Linked DNA regions of Homo sapiens: region 2 is linked to region 1. A link is a contact called in ENCODE Hi-C or POLR2A ChIA-PET data. All regions are on one chromosome and are shown on one strand. The core of a region is the stretch at or near the end of the contact, and the rest is flanking DNA. Distances in the headings are between cores, read along the strand shown. Region 1 holds the start of CASQ2 (calsequestrin 2). Region 2 has its middle 150 kb from the start of VANGL1.

Region 1 (5,626 bases), core at 1,138-3,637:
CCTCGTATCTAATAAAAATACAAAATTAGCCAGGCGTGATGGCACGTGCCTGTAATCCCAGCTACTCGGGAGGCTGAGGCAGAAGAATGGCTTGAACCTGGGAGGCGGAGATTGTGGTGAGCCGAGATCGCGCCATTGCACTCCAGCCTGGGCGACAAGAGCGAAACTCCATCTCAAAAAAAAAAAAAAAAAAAAAAAATTAAAGTTGGTGAGCAATAAGACAGAGGAAAAACAAAAATAGGAAAATGAAAGGCAGACAGAAAATAAGCCTGGTACGTTAAATGTAAACTATGAAAACCTACCTTTTGCTGAGAGTGGGGCATGAATGTAGACCTCATATCTACCATGGATGCTTGGGGGAAACCTGATCACCACAGCATATGTCAGTGGCTGCATGTCCTCAGGGCTGGGCTGCCTGGCCCAAATCGAGTCCATGATCTAGGGGCAGGAACTTTCCACAGCTCGGGCTTTTTGTAGTAAACCAGAGTTGAAGGCTAAACTAAAGTTTAAAAAATTATTTCTTTTCCCTTATAGTTTTGTCAATTATAAGTCAGAAGGAAATTAAAAGACTCTGACTTTAAATAGCTTCCAATTTTTCAGTAACAGTTAAAAAAAACCTACTTACATATTAAGAAAAGTGGAGCAAATTCTAAATAAAGGTAACCCAGTGAGATCGAGACAACTGGGAACAGTCTGGGGAGGCTGACCTCAAAAAGACAAGACACACATTGTTTCACTCGGAAATCTTTTTCCCCTTAAATTTCCTAAAGAAAGCAGAGATCTTGCATGCTTGCCACTGACTTGGAAAGCTAAGTGCACCTTAGAATGGATATTCTTGGCTCCATCTTTTGAAAACTTAGAGACTACACCATTAGAAAGAACGGAATACCGTCAAGGGTTTTAGTGATGGGTTCTTCAAGGCCCCAACTTTCTGCACATGAGAGTGTAGCATCAAGACAACCCCTTATCAGCCTGACTCTCAGTGTAAGGCCGTCTGACTGCAGGGGAGCCTTGCTTTACTCAGAGAGGCCACGGATCTTCTCTTTGCCTTCTAGCCCCTGCAGAAGCTGTGCATGACAGAGTACTCTGTCTTTCCAAAGCTGATTTATAACTGAAGGAGAACAAAAACTTGGTCAGAATCATGAATGCCCTAGATGCCTTTGAAGAGTGGAGAGACATGACTGGACTAGGGTTGGACTGGAAGAGATGGTCAAGAAGGTACTTAAGAAAAGGGGTGTCTGCAAGGGAATCACCCAGAGTCAGAGGCAAAACAGCCAGGAGCAGCAGCTTTGAGGCAGGGTTGGATTCTTGCTCCGGCAGTTAGAAATGCTGCAAACTCAGACAAGTTGCTGTTAGCTCAGCGGTAGGATGAGCCCTGATCCCTTTTGCCCCAATTGCCTACTGGATTCAAGGAGAAAATGGACAAGAAAGGGTTCACAAACCATTCATATTAGAAACAGACAAATATCCATTATATAACCAATGTTCCACCAGCTCCAATGAGAAGTAAGTATAATAGCTACTATTTTTGAGCACCTATTTTGTGCCATGCTTTTTCATCTATGTGTTTGAAACTTTATGGTTATTATCAGCCCCACTTTACATAGAGGGGAACTGAGAATCAGAGAGGGCAAGTGACCCTCCAAAGTTCATTAGCTGTTAAAAGGCAGAGTAGGGATTTGAACTGTGAACCTTGTTTCATTTTAGTTTAATGAGGACAGGTTCTTCTGGTGTCAGCTGGGTTCAGCAGGGTGTCCCTGCACCCCTCGCCCAGTGGCTGGCAGAGGATTTTTAAGAAGAGAGGAGGGAAGGCAGAAAAAGACAGGAGTAGAACATGAAGAAGTCTACCTCGGGGCTCCATTTTGTTCCATGTTGCAGTGAGGAACAGAGGATGAACAACCACCGTGAGGGGACAGGCTGAGTTACCACCCTGGGGTGATTTAACAATTCAGTAATGTATGAGTGTCATTCCGTATGTTTGAACTCTCCATTTGCTTATTGGCACCATAGTCCCTTATCTCTCTCCCTCTCGAGTTTCTTTCTCTTCTTTGACCTTTCTAGCCTCCTTATTTCATGCGTGTACATTCTTGTCTTTTTCCTTCTGCCTCTTCCCTCTTCACCAGTCGGACAGACTGTATCAGCGAATCCCTCTACAGTGTCGTATCTAACTTTTTTATTCATTGCATGATTTATTTTTAGCCTGAAACAACTGCATCCTAAAAATGGAGTTCCTAATGAGACAGAGGCTGAGCAGAGCTATGTAAGGTATCTGGGGCTTGGCCTCCCAGCCTCCCTAGCTTGGCTGTTTTTCTACTCTCATGCGTGCGTGCGTGCGTGCGTGTGTGTGTGTGTGTGCCTCTGCTCTTTGTCCTGAGCCCACGATTCCAGAGCTGGCTGGACCCAAGGAGGTGAAGAGTCACTTTTCAGCCCCAGGAAGGGCAAAGAAGAGAGAAAATCAGCCTGTCTGCTCTCTCCTTGGCTCAACAAGGCCTCTAACAGTCTTCTGTCCTCTATTCTGCACACAGCATATTTGGGAACGAGAAACAAAAGTTTTCCCAAATGAAGAGAACTCACTTGTTTATTGTGGGGATTTATTTTCTGTCCTCTTGCAGGGCAGAAGAGGGGCTTAATTTCCCCACATATGATGGGAAGGACCGAGTGGTAAGTCTTTCCGAGAAGAACTTCAAGCAGGTTTTAAAGAAATATGACTTGCTTTGCCTCTACTACCATGAGCCGGTGTCTTCAGATAAGGTCACGCAAAAACAGTTCCAACTGAAAGAAATCGTGCTTGAGGTAAGTAACCAAAGGGCATGCTGTCTGCGCTGCCTCAGTGAGGTGCCGAGGGAATGCCTTTGGCCAGGGGTTGGGATATGGGAACGAGGATGCAGAGAATATATACTGAACTCTGCTTTATTTTGGCCTCACGTGAATCAGATGCCCTTGTCACACAGCTGGGATGTGTGAACAATGAGGGGTGGGTCCTAACTCTTCAAATGAAGAGGACCAAACGTGCTACACTACGATGGGTCTGATGTAAAGTCTTTATGGCCCCCTTGACTTTTCAAGGGCCCTTGTCCCAGCCATTGTTTCCCAGATAGAATGTAGAAACTATTGTTAAAACTGTTGGCTGAAATGAAATCCAGGGACTACTTGTGGATTTCATTCAGTGTGCCCACTTTGCTCCCTCAAATCTCCCCATGATCCTGGAGAGACCAGAGTTACTTGACCTTGCGTCTCTCTGGGGGTCAGACGGAGAATATCACTAAATGACTTTCCTCTCTCTTGTTTTGCGTCAGTCAGCATTACAGAATGTAGTTGTGTGCAGATCTTCTGAGCAGCATATTCATTTATGTGATTTTTTTTCTCAGAAAGTTCTTGGTGTGACTTTAGGGCAGAGCTGAAGTCAGTTCTTATTTTATCCGCATTACATGGCCTGCCTGTTTGTAACCTGGCACTGGGGCCCATTTTCTAATCCTTTGCGAGTGCCCCAGAAACTATTCCTGCAGCTCCTCCTGGACAGCTTAAGATGGCTTACACTTTAAGAGGGCCTGAGGGTGCCAAGAATGCTAGTGGGCACCAAGATGCCTCATCAGTCTCCACGCCTAGCCCAGGCGCAAACCTGTGAAAGGGATATTTGAGAATTACAGTTTATTAACCAGCACAATCAGAGAACTCAGGTTGATGAAATAGTTTAATAGGATTATCATATAAAACCCATGTGGATTTGAATTTTTTCAAATTGAAAAATTGACTGTAATAAAATCCAGCAAAACTATCCCAAATACATCAAAAGTATATCTCCAACCTTGGGTGCTGAATGTGGAATTTCAGTTCTCTCTGTGGGTTGCAAGAAAAGAGAAAGCAGGGATAGTTATTAAGACTTTATTTTATAGAAATGAGCAAATCACAGGCTGGAAAAGAACGAGACATAGAACTTAGCTGCTGCTTAGCACATGAAACCAACACTTACATTATATCTCCATCTCAAACTGCCATACTCAGTTATCAAGAGACATTGTTATGAAAACTTAATTGAAGGCATAAGGATTCTCCCCTATATGCTCATCGCTGTCCAGTTAGCCTAGAACTCCAAAAGAATGCCTTTGGGTGGCCAGTACAGGCAAGGACATTCATTTCTGATTCTAATTTTTTTTAAAAAAGAAATATCTTTCTATCATCCTTCTATCTATCTATCTATCTATCTATCTATCTATCTATCTATCTATCTATCTATCATCTCTAGCTCCCCCAAGTATATCTGTCCCCAAAGACTATGCAAAATCATGAACAGAAACTTCCCCTGGGCTTACCATCCCTCCAGACACCTTTGATCCAAGAGTGCCCTTTTCACAGTGGGTGCCGGCCCAGCAGAGACCGATAAGGAAAAGTTCACCACAGGAGTTAATTTGATGCCCCTCAGGCTGCTAAAGCTGGAGTGAGGCATCATTAGGAGAAAAAGAACACAGACCTTGAAGTCAGGATATCTGGATTTAAGTTCTGGCTTTGTCTCTACTAGGCACAGGACACAGGGCAAATTACGTAATTTCTCAGAGCTTCATTTTCTTATCTATAAATATGGAAAAATAGTAACTATCATGCAGCTTAAGAAATGATTAAATAATAATAATGTTGATTAAATGCTTACTAAGTGCAGGGACTGTTCTAAGCACTTGGTATGTGTTAGCTTGTTTAATCCTTACAATAATTCTATTAAGTAGGTACAGTTACCAATTCCATTTTATAGATGTGGAAACTGAAGCAGAGAGGCTAAGTTGTCCAAGGTCACACAGCTACTACAGATGAAGGCAGTTGTACGTAACACCTACACGGTACTACTCCTGAAATCAGTGCGAAAACGCCCAAGGGGCTTCTGGGTAGCCTGTTTAAGATGGTTTCAAGAGTCTTCCTTAAACAGAGTTGCTCAGCCTCTGGACCCGGGTCTGATGATGCCAGCTGTACACCAGCATGGCCGAGAAGTACATGGCCTGGAGGCGCTGCTCATGCAAAAGTGCAAACTGAGGAGGAGGCCTGGGCTCCATTAGTGAAGGTTGAGGAAGGGGCGGGCCTTTGTTGAGATACTTGTCAGGCGCAGCATCAAGGGAAAAAATGGCTCCGGGAAGTCCATGAGTGGAAAGAGCGAACATGCCTTTAAACTTTCTTCATGGTCAAAACATCTATTTTGTCCTCTTAATCCTCTAGACCCCACACTTGCACTAAGAAAAATAGTCTGTCAGCTTCCAGGGCTGTGGCTGTTAGGGGGTAGGGGGAAAAGAGGAGGCAGTTCCCAGTGTCCATCCAACAGGCAGTGTGGTCTCAGCCACGGACAAATAGCTGGAGGGGAGGCAGCTCCCTTCCCCCTCGCAGCTTAAGGCGGCTTCTGACACTTTTTATCATAACCGACTATGACCCAGTATATACAGACACACACAGACACACACACACACCAGAAACAAAAATTTCATATGAACTATACTTATTATTATTACTTGGGGAATTAAATTTTTTTTTCTATTTTTATCCTGTTCTCTTCTATTTCATTTTAAAAATTGATCTCAACCTATTAAGTTGATTTCCCTCTCCAGTGAGGAGTTGCCATCCCCAGGCTGAAACACCTGAGGAATTTCTA
Region 2 (5,626 bases), core at 993-3,492, 270 kb after region 1:
GAAGAGGTATCTCATTGTGGTGAGATAGGTACTGTTATCTGCACTTTTTCAGATGAGGAAACAAAAGTTTGGAAACTTGCCAAATGTTCTATGGCCAATTAAAGGCAGAATCAGGATTTAAACCAGAGCCCATCCTATCCTGCGCTGTGTTCTGAAGCACTACTGAGGCTGCCCATTAAAGAACTTGGGGAAAGTAGAGGGATGGATAGGTGGGGGTGTGAATGAAGATGGGGCTGTAAGAGTATGCAGGGGCCAAATCATAAAGACCTTTGTGTTTTTTTCCTAGAGAAAGTTTCAGTTCTTATAAATAGCTTGCAAGCATAAAATGTATATAGTAATTATATTAACCCAAGGATAAAGAAAAGGAAACATGAGATGAGTCCCTAAAAACTCCATTTCTCAGAAATGTAATCAGAATAGCTGTAGGTTAAGGCCTAATGTAAGAAATAACTTATTTTTCCATCAAAGCACAACTGAAAATAACCAAGAATAATATGATGTTGGCTTCACATTTTTCCATTTGTATTGAGCAAGGATATTTTGGGGCATCTTATGGAAAATATAACTTCAAGGGTTAAGAGAGCATTCATCAGGCATCTCAGCAAATTGTGAGCCAACATATGAGGAATCTGTGCATGTGCAAGGCTAAGTCCCCAGCACACAGTCCTGGCTGAGTGACCCAGAGGAAGGAAAGGCCATACTGTACAGTCTTGGGGTTCAGACTGTCCAGGCATGTTCAGAGAGTGAGCACTGAGGGGTGAGGGAGGAAAAAGGGATCTCTGCTTTTGAGGGGCTGAGGCAGAATCTTAGAGGATGGAACACATGGAAAGAAGATGCTGAGGTCCTGGAGCCCAAGGACAAGGAGGCTTCAGCAGAGTGAGGCTGCTCCTGAGAACAGCAAGGCTGTGTGCTCTCACACCGACCTCCAGCTGGCCACCCACTCCTGTCTCTGCCCACTCCCCCAGGGAATTTACCAGAGCCTGGAGGAGTGACCATGAGGAGGTCGTGCTTTATGGCCTAGTAATGGAGGGTAACCAGGTTGGGCAGGGGTCTGTTCACAAGTATAGCCCAGCAGTGGTGGTCAGAGACATGCCAGCAATGACACGGGAGACCAAGGATGGTCAAGCTAAGCAGTACAGAGGCCTGCGGTGCCCCAGGTGCTGACACACTGGTCCAGAAGGGGCAGTGGACATCACTGCCTATGAAAACCTGGGTTGAAAGTGGTACATTTTCCCCACCAGGGACACAGCTGCTTTGCGTTTAGGACCCTTACAGAGCTTGCCCTATATGTCTCTCCCTTTGGCCGGCTCTGATTTGTATTCTTTTCCTACAATAAAAGTGTAACTGTAAGTAGAACTCCTGAGTTCAGTGAGTTGTTCTAGCAAATTATCAGACCTGAGAGTGTAGTGGGAACCCCTTAATTTGAAACCAGCTGGTCAGAAGAGAGGGTGGTCTGGGGACCCCAGAGCCTGTGACTGGTGGACTGAGGAAGACCACTTCCTAGACCAGTATTGCTGCCAGCAATCTAGACCAGCACAGTGGCCTAACCTAATGTCCCTCACCAAGGTGGAAATGTTTGGCTGTAAGTGGAGAGAAGGAGTAGATGGGGGTAAAGAAATAAATAAACAGGTTATATAATGAGGGAAATCTAATATTACATTAATATATTGAGAAGACTGGAGCAAAAGGTGGTACTGTCTCAGGTTAGTTATTCCAGGTGCCTGAAAGGGTGAAGCCATGTACTGTGGAGACCACTCCTTTTTTTTGGAGCCTGATGAGGCTGAATGGAAGCCTGCAAACCTGAGTGGCCTTGTTCTGGGAGACATTTGGGTCATATGATATGATGATAGACTGGACTAATTATTAATGACTGAATGAAACTCTAGTAATGTGCTCATATCTAGACTCTTATTTTTCAGGTGACACCTACCATACTGCAATATGGTAGAACACCGGCATTGTTATGAAGATTCTGTTGGCTGATATTAATGGTCAAACGTATTGGGAAATCGAGTTAGGTATCCTATCCCTCCACCACACTGGCTCCTGCAAATCTTAGGCATATATAAGAACCATGTCCAAAGGCTAGGAGTGCCCTGTATAGAGCAGAATTAACTTTACCAGCCTCTGTCCAGTTCCTGGGAGGTAACTAAACCCTCGGAATTTCCTGGGTGATTGGAGTGTCTGCCCATCCCCTTGAGTCTGAGTCACTTGTTATGCTTCAGTGACTGGAATTTATCTTTATCTGGATCTAGACGTTTTTTTGAGTGGGGGCAGTGCTGAAGGTGAAACTCTTTTTATTTCAAACCAACAGGCCTATTGACTGATTAGGAGAGGAAGGAGTTGATGATTTGTTTTGGGTAGAAACAGGCACAGTGGATGTGCTCCTGTGGGTGGGTGGGTGCATGGGGTCAGAGGGCCTGGGAGAGGGTTGGCTGGGGGAGGGGGAAAGGGAGAGGGCCAGCACCACAGTCTTTGTCATGTAAGAGCCAGCATCACTGGCCCTCTATGGAGGGCAGGCTTCTCTCTACATTGTTCTAGGCACTGGATTTAGGGCATACCAGGGCCCCAAAGACTCAGGGCCCTATGGACATAACCAGACATCAAATCAAGGTTGAAGATGGTCAGAGCCCTTCCTCTTAGGGGTCTTCACCTCTTACTGAGGCCCAGGTGAGTTAAGGCCAAGAAGAAAGCAGAAAGGCAGAGGGTCTGTGAGATGGGTTCAAGCAAGAAGGGAGGGCAGAACTGGCGGCAGGGCCTCCAGGCTGTTCTGTGTCCCAGCTGGTTGAGGCCATCTCTCCAGTCCTGAAGCAGCACTGCCAAAACTAGTCCCATGAACTTGACATCTGTGGGTCTCAGTTTCTGAGTTTATACAAGGAGCAAGGTTGGTCTGTTTTGGCTCTAAGATTGTCCGATTTGATCTCATACAACTCTAGACACTCTGCCTTAAAAGTGGGGACCAGACTGAGCAGGTTGGGGCACAGGAGAACTTCCAATAAGCTGGAGGCGGGCTGGGGTGTCCTGTGGGCTTGTGGCCTCTGGACAGAGCCAGGAGCATCAGACTGGGCTGGGAACTAGGGGAACCCAATAACACATCTCCTGTGGGCTGAAGGCCCTTTGGTTTCTGGGCACCTGGGGAGAGGGGAGCTTATGGCTACTGATCTTAAAACCTCCAGAGAAACCACAGGGTAATTGAAGAAGCATGGGACATGTTTTGTAAGGAAGGAATAAAAGAATTTGAGAAGTTTTTAATCTCTGGAAAGAAAGAGACTTAGGGAGGACCTCAATGGGGTCTTTAAGCCCTGAAAGTGTAGAAACTGCTCCTCATCTGTCCCAGGGCAAAAATGAAAGGAAGTGGGCTAGCTTTGCTACTGGGGGCATTTGGGTCACCCATAGGAAGAGCTTAGATGCAAGGAAGAGGCAGTCGAGGAGAACTGATTGTGGGAGGTGAGGGTGTGGAAATAATTCTCAGAGAGCAGCACCTCTCTAATAATGACAATAATAGCAGCCATCACCGACTGCATCCAGGTCTGTCTTGTGCTATGCTGCTGAATTATATGCTACTCTCTTGGTCCATGAGCACCTACTAAGCTCCAGGAACTGTGCTAGACGCTGGGGCTATAATGATGAGCAAAACAGATCTATTTCCACAGTGCCCTGGGTGGGGTGGGGTAGGAGCTCAGCCTAATGGGTGAGTCAGAAATAAATTATGCATGTAAATGTGTGCGAGAATGTACAAACGCCATGAGAATGTGAAACAGGCGCATCTGATAGGCTTTGGGATGTTAGGAATACTCATTTGCTATATATTTGGTTTTCTTATTCCTGTTTCACTGAGGAGGAAATTGGGGCTCAGAGAGGTTAAGTCATTTGCCCAAGATTGCGTTAATGGGCAGAGGGAGCACTCAAAGATCTATCTGATCCCAGAGACTTTTCTGCCAACCACCTGACTCTAGAGACCCGGTTCAGAGGCTACACAAAGAATAAGATGGTCTGTTTTATCTTGGTGTGATTTGCAAGACTTCCAGTCTTGACACTACTTTTGCTGCCCTGTCTTGGAGCAAAGACCTGTAATCCCCCTCTCTGTGTTTCCTCAGACCATCAGCTCTCTCCCAGCCTGTCCCTTCTATACCTACGTGACCCTGCCAGGAGCACACAGCCCCTTCCCCAGGCCCTGCCAGGACCAGCACACCTGGGGGCAGCTCTTCAGATAAAGCTGGGAGCAGCATACCTGGGCAGCTCTCCAAGGGCCCAGTGTAGCCTTCAACCTTGCCGGTGCCAGGTCTGCTAAGGGCATGGCATGGCTTTGTGTGTAAGCGTTTGCACACATGTGTGTATAGCCCACCTAGAGTGCTTACTGAGATCTGTCATGAGAAAACATGTGAATGCTGATGTGCATACATGTAAAGGTGCACATATGTTCAAGCATTTTGTGGTCATCCACATTTGCGGCATGAGCCTGTGTTTGTGGGCAGGAGACTGAGCCCTCAGTCTGTGGGCCTGTGATGAGGGGGTACAGGCAGGAGACTTGGGAGCCCGTGGAAAGCAACACGAAGAGGGCAAATGGATCCTGAGGGGAGAGAAGACCCTATCTCTCTTAGGTGGGGCCTCAGGTTGTGCTTTGGGGTGTGCTGGGTGGGGTGGCTATGAAATGGAGAGCCACCCTGGGAGTGTGAGCCATCATCATTGTGATGCTGGAGAGCCCTGGGGGGTGCCCTTCCCAGGCCAAGTTAGAGCCCAGGACATAGGCTCCTGGGGCATCTGGCTGCCCAGACAGCCAGCCCTGATCTGCTGTTCATTAGTTCCCAGGATTCATAGGGCAACAACATATTGGATGCTCACCCTTTTTTATTTAATCCTAGGGACACCTGTGAGTTATAGGTTATTGTGCCAGTTATATAGATGAGGAGACAGAGGCTCAGAGAGGTTAGTTAACTTGCCCAAGGTCACACACATCAGTCAATGACAAGGCAGGAATTTGAACCTAAATTTGTTAGCCCTAAAAGCCTGTGAATTTTCCAAATTCTGCTCCGTTGACACTCCAATACCCCTCATTTTACAGCCAAAGCTGCAGAGGTGAAGGAACCTGTGCAGGGGCACCCGACTGCCCAGTGACACAGCAGGGGCTGCAAAACAGCCCCCCTACCCTCCACCTACTTCCCTTTTTCCTTCTATTTAGTTCATCACATGTGGCTTCTGCTTCCTGCTCTGGGATGGAGAGCTGGGATGCCAGGGTTCTAAGCCTGCTGTTGACATGCCTGGCAGAGAGAACCCCATCCAAGTGAGCCATGGCAAGCTGGGACCTTGGCTCCCTCAAGGCTGTGAAGGGCAGGGGCAGGAGCTGCTCTCTCAAACAGGCCTATGCTTAGGGAAGGGAAGAGGGAGGCAAAGAGGTGCCCCAGGACTCTTGCCCCTGCTCTGGAAGGGACCCATCATACCTGGACTGTTGCCTCTCCAGCAACAAGTAGGCCTAGAGAAGATGCCTGTAGTTGAGTCAAACGCCTGCGAGACAGGAAGGGCCCTGTCTGGTCAGTAGGCCCTAGCAGGGTTATTTGGTGGGTATCAGGCCCTGGCGAACCAACTGACACCTCCCAGCCAGCTTGGCTGGTCGCCAGGAGCCATTTTC

Evidence for each region. Hi-C counts contacts between places; a loop is a spot of excess contacts on that map. ChIA-PET counts read pairs that join two places held with the same protein, here RNA polymerase II (POLR2A).
Region 2: a loop to region 1 is called in a map of heart left ventricle, with 3 times the contacts of the local background. The contact joins the enhancer-like site here to the promoter of CASQ2 in region 1. A Hi-C loop is called at or near these places in 1 of 168 maps with a recorded cell type or tissue (heart left ventricle). POLR2A ChIA-PET finds 5 or more read pairs at or near these places in 1 of 52 experiments (BJ).

Annotation. Positions count from the first base shown.
Region 1 is chr1:115,765,475-115,771,100 of GRCh38, reverse strand. It overlaps CASQ2 (calsequestrin 2), which reads left to right and starts at 2,387. Exons shown (of 11, transcript NM_001232.4): 1 at 2,387-2,793. The coding sequence starts at 2,560.
Region 2 is chr1:115,493,892-115,499,517 of GRCh38, reverse strand. No RefSeq gene overlaps it. Among named protein-coding and RNA genes, the nearest start is that of VANGL1, 150 kb to the left of the region's middle. Within about 2 kb of position 2,242, at least 3 of the 41 ENCODE cell types and tissues checked have a DNase peak (open chromatin) inside an H3K27ac peak, as active enhancers do.